2 separate regions of the Homo sapiens genome follow, and region 2 is linked to region 1. Evidence: chromatin loops called from intact Hi-C (ENCODE). Cell type or tissue: dorsolateral prefrontal cortex. All regions are shown on one strand.

Region 1 (2,500 bases):
CAGTCACCATATATTGTACAGTTTCATTTATGTGAAGTGGCCGGAATAGGCAAATCTATAGAGAAATAGATTGGTGGTTGCTCAGGGCCAGGGGCAGAGGAAGGGGTGGTGAGGAGATGGACAGTGACTGCTAATAGGCATGGGGTTTCCTTTGCGGTGACAAAAGTGTTCTAAAATTGAACTGTGGTGAATGTCATGCCGCTGTGTGAATGTGCTAAGCAACATTGAATTGGACACTAAATGAGTGAGCTCTATGGCATGTGAATTACACCTCAATCAAACTACTGTGAAAGAAGTGGCAGGTCCTGGGGAGGGGCATCTCCTTTAGATGGGCCAAGTGCTCCTGGACCACCAAAGTCCCTACCTGGCTTTTCACCTGCTAAAGTTACCTGCCTGGTCCTTGTCAATGCCTGAGTTTGCAAACCTGGGATTAGAGGCTCACTGAGGACACTTCTTGGTCCTCTTTCCCAAAGATCTATGAAAGCCATTTTCTTTCCTCCTAAGAACAATCACCCTTGCTGCTGCTCACCTGCTATGCAAACTTGGATCCTTCCCTTCTCAGGGTCTCAGTTTCCCCAAGGGTGCAGGGAAGTTCTTGGACTGCCTGTCACTTAAAGCCCTTATAACCCTGGCCTTCTCTTTGGTTTGAGCCCAAGAGCTCCTGGCCCCCACTACCCCTTTTCCACCCTGTCTTTGCTAACTAAAAGCCTCCGCGGGCTTTGGTGGGTACTGTGGGGTGGGAGGGGCCTGGGGTTGGGGGTCAGCATGCATGTCACCTGCCTGAGAGGCCAGCTAGGTGACTGAGGGCATTCTGAGGGCACTATCCCACTTGGCCAGGTCCCATTCAGAGCAGAGCACTCCTTGGGAGCCAACCAGTTTCTCCCTGGCTACAGGGCCAAGCTGGCCCCACTCCATGAGCCGGGCCTTGTCACAAGATAGGGCACAGCTGTGAGGCCACTGGTGCAGCCAGCTGGGCTTCTTGGAGCAGAGCAGAGAGGCACCAGAGAGCTGAACCCTCCCCAGCAGGGAAGAGGACAGGGAAGGCAGCATCCTGCTCCCCACTGTGTTTCAAAGGACTTGAAAAGCCAAGTTGTGGGTGAATGGGAGGGAGCAAAGTAAAGCCACTCCATGAGCAAAGCTCTTACTGTGTGCAGCACTGTTCAAAGTACTTTCCTCCTCTGTCCTAACCTCAAGAGGAAAGTGCAGTTATGATTGTTGCTTTTCTTATGATCCCTGCCTCACAGGGTAGAACACAGAGGGGCATAGTAGTTGGGGATCTTTCCCAGGCTTCTCTCCAGGAAAGTGGCAGCGCTTGGATCTAGAGTCCACACTCCCTACCGCCCCACGGACTGAGGATTTTATTCAAACTTTCCCACTCACTTCTCCCCATCCCCTGCATTCAGAGGCTGGAGTGGCCAGGGATGGGTTTGTTTTCCAGTGGATCCATCTGGGGGAGATTCTTGAGGGAAGGAGATGGTCAGAGGGCTTGGTTTCCTGCTGAGACCAAGACCCCTTCAACTGAACACACTGTTGGCAAGCCCACCCTTGCGGGGTGACGCAGACGCTGCACCCAGGCAGTCTCAACTGTGCCATTTACTGTCTGAGGAACCTTGGGCAGGCTGCTTCACCCTTCTGACCCTGACCTTTCTTGTTGTAGTGATGCTTATCCATGGAGCAGTGAGGGTTAAATGCAATAATGTTTGCAAACCAAGTTCCCTGCAGCCCCTGGTAGTCAGAAAGCCCTTAACGCAGACAACAATCATAACAATGGCTATGGCTAGCATTTTACATGATGGTAAAATGCACAGGGAGCTGTCACTAAGACTGTGCTCCTGGTAGCACAAGACTGAAGAGACCCAGTCTTTGTCTTCACTGAGGAGTGGAAGGAATGAGCCCCTGTGGGCTGGCCCGCCGCTAGTTCAGCTGGAACATGGAATTCACCTGCCTGCCTCATCTCCCACTGCACCTTGGCTTCCTCTGCGCTGGTGTGTTCCCGCCCTGCACATGTGTTCCTGCCTCCCCACCTGTGTTTATGCTATTTTCCTTCCCCTCCCCTGGAGGGTCTTCCCTTCCTCACACTCCTAATGAGACACTTGTCTACAGCATCAGCAGTTGGGCTGATGGGCTCCACTGCACCATGGTTCGTAGCCTGTGTGTGTGTGTGTGTGTGTGTGTGTGTGTGTGTGTGTGTGTAAATGAGAGGGAATACTTGTCTGGGGGTAAATGAGAGGGAATACTATGGGCTGGAGGATCGAGTTGATTTAGGAGTAAACAAAGTCTCGCAAGGCATTCTCTAGGCCACAAACCCAGATGCCTAGAGGGGTCAAGCAGAGTTTTGCTATTAGCAAGGCAGGGAGGATAAGACACACAATAGGGAGTAGAGGGGCCTGTGGCAAAATAGAGGGCACAGACCCTGCCTAAAAGAGCAACTGCCACTATTTCCAGTTGATCCCCTGTGAGAAAGTGCCTCCAGAAAGGCTTGATATTTTAAATTTTCAGG
Region 2 (2,500 bases), 57 kb before region 1:
AGGGTGTTTCCTTGTCTTCGGTGTTGGAAAAAAATGTAATCTCAGTATTATCACCCAGTGCCACCTCCGTGTGCCCATCCCTGAGGTGGACGTCAGACCTTCCCTCTTTGATGTACTCTCAGCTGTTGAGGTAGGAGCCAGGAAGGGCAGGAAGCCAGGAAGCTGGATTCTGGTCCAGCTAGGAGGAGCTGCTGCCCTCTGGACTTGAGTTCCTTCGTGAAGCAGCAAGGGAACACATTGGCAGCCCGGGCATGGTGGCTGAGTATGGTTTCTGGAACCAGACTGCCTGGGTTCAGTCTCCGGCTTTGCCTCATGTTAGCTGTGCAACCTTTGACCTCTCTGTGCCTCTGTTTCCTCATCTGTTAAATGAGAACACAGATACACCCTACTTCACAGGGTTGCTGTGAGGATTGAATGAGTTCATCCACAGGGAGCAACTAGAGCGGCATTGGTCTTTTGTGAGCACGCAGTACTCACTATGTACCCTGAGAAAGGAGCCAGAATCCTAGGGCTTGGAGCCATGCAAAGAGAAGTGGGGAGCGACTTGGCAAGGCGCTTGCAAGGCCCTTGCAGATTTCGCTGTGGCATACCCAGCTGGGGTAACCCCTTTAGTCTGGGGTAACCCCTTTAGTCTGGGGCTCTCTTCAGAGAAGCCGCAGAGTTTCATTCTAATATTTTGGCCCAAGTTCAACAACAAAAGCTCCTCTTCCAGGAAGCCCTCCTGGATGGGTGGACCAGTCTGCTCACTCCCTGCTACGGCTCCCAGCCCCCGCTGCTGATGCCACCCTTTGGCCTCAGACAAAGCGGGCACCAGCAGCGGCAGCAGCCGGGCCGGCTCGGTGGCTTTCATGAAGCTTGAGCTCCCGGGAGTCCAGGCTGGGCTGGTCTGCTTTGAATGCTATTTGCATTGCAATAGGCGAGCCTGGCCTTCAATACAGGCCCCTTCTCTTTTGACAGAACAGTCTCACAATCGCCTATTGACCGGGCACCTGTTCCTGCCCCAGACATTATGCAAATGCCGGCCAGGAGCGAAGCCGCCAGCCCCCCGGGCCATTGTGCATTGAACCCTGATGGCGCCCTGCCAACTCCCAGCCGGCCTTTGTTCCCTGGTTGCACTGCGCCACCCCCACCACTGCCTCCCGCCCGCCCGAGGTGCCCCGCCGAGGAGCTGCCCGCTGACAGCTACTTGGGTCCTTGCACCTGAAGAAAGGCCCTGTGGGCTGGAGGCTGAGCCCATGCTGAGGTTGGGCTTGGGCCTCCCAGGAGGCAGCTGGGCCCTTCATGTCCCCGGGGACCGCTGAGAGGGGCCTGGCAGGCGGAGGAGGGGGCAACCCGGACCATGCCATCTGGGGGAGGGGAGATTATAATAATCACTCTCACACATCTGCTGAGGGCCTTCCAGCCTGCAAAACCCTCTCGTGGCCGTTCTCCCTGCGAGGCACACCTGCCTCTCGAGGAGGTGGGCTGGGCATGGAGATTGTGTGCCTTTCACACAGGAGGGGACTTCGGTGCCCTGGGAAGGAGCTGGCTGATGTGGGGAAGAGAGTCAGGGCAGGGTGGGGGCTCACACCTGGGGCTGCCGGTGTCTCCGTCTCCCAGCCTTTGGACACTGTCCCTCCTAGTGGCTGTGACTCCTCTGAGCCACCATTGAATGCCCTGCACAGCATGGCTCCAGCCCTCTTCTCGTCCTAGTTTCTTCATCCTCCTCCTACTCTTGGCTTCACCGTCATTCAGACCAGATGGGGTTTCAAGGTGTGGTCCCAGGACCAGCAGCATCAGCATCACCCAGCACCATTTGGGGATGCCTGTCCCTGGGCCCCAGCACAGACCTGTTGAATCAGGAGCATGGGGTGGGCCCAGCTCTTTGAGCTTGGATGCACCTCCAGGTGTTCTGATGTGTGAGCAAGTGTGAGTATCCCCGACCTGGACCCTCTTCTCCATGCAAGCCTTGGTTGATGCGGTCACCCCCTACCCCTCTGCTTGCTTCTCTTCTCCTGACCACCCTTCCCACCCTCCTTCGGCTGGGCTTGTGAACATGACTGAGCCCCTGGCTGGTCCCAGGCTTAGGGCACTCCCATGAATGAGGCACATTTTGAAGAAACTCAGTCTAGTGAGGGCACAGCCAGCGCTGCCATTCTGTTCTTTCAAAGCAGAGGCTGCTGCTTTGATAGAGGGAAGTGAGGAGCGGGAGCAGGGGTGGATAGTGCACAGAGAAGGGGCACCCCACAGCCTGGGGGAATCCAGGGAGAATTCCTGGGAGAGATGGTGCCGTCACTGTACCTTCAAGGAGGAGTACGAGTATACATTAATGAATAACTCAAATAATTTTCAAATAAAAGACTATATATAGTGTGCAGCAACTGTGGGCCCAAGACCTCAGGGGAGGCCCCTGCTATGTGTGTGTGCTGCAGGTAAGTCCAGCTGCAGCGGTGGAGGAGAAAGGAGGAGAAAAAGTGATGCTGAGGCCACTAGCATGGCCCGGATGTCTTTTCACAATTTG

The links. Peaks named below come from ENCODE experiments on the same cell type or tissue, not always from the same donor. Only the 100,000 strongest peaks of a DNase experiment are listed, where the experiment ranks them.
Region 2: a loop joins it to region 1, with 6 times the contacts of the local background. A loop is called at or near these places in 8 of 110 quality-filtered maps.

The regions. Positions count from the first base shown.
Region 1 is chr10:78,855,079-78,857,578 of GRCh38, reverse strand. No RefSeq gene overlaps it. Among named protein-coding and RNA genes, the nearest start is that of ZMIZ1-AS1, 210 kb to the left of the region's middle. In dorsolateral prefrontal cortex, no CTCF peak of the experiment used is centred here; a DNase peak (open chromatin) is centred at 948.
Region 2 is chr10:78,912,398-78,914,897 of GRCh38, reverse strand. No RefSeq gene overlaps it. Among named protein-coding and RNA genes, the nearest start is that of ZMIZ1-AS1, 150 kb to the left of the region's middle. RefSeq lists enhancers at 595-1,115, 1,116-1,635. In dorsolateral prefrontal cortex, a CTCF peak has its summit at 997; DNase peaks (open chromatin) are centred at 197, 977 and 1,825; H3K4me3 peaks cover 286 bases; H3K27ac peaks cover 1,534 bases.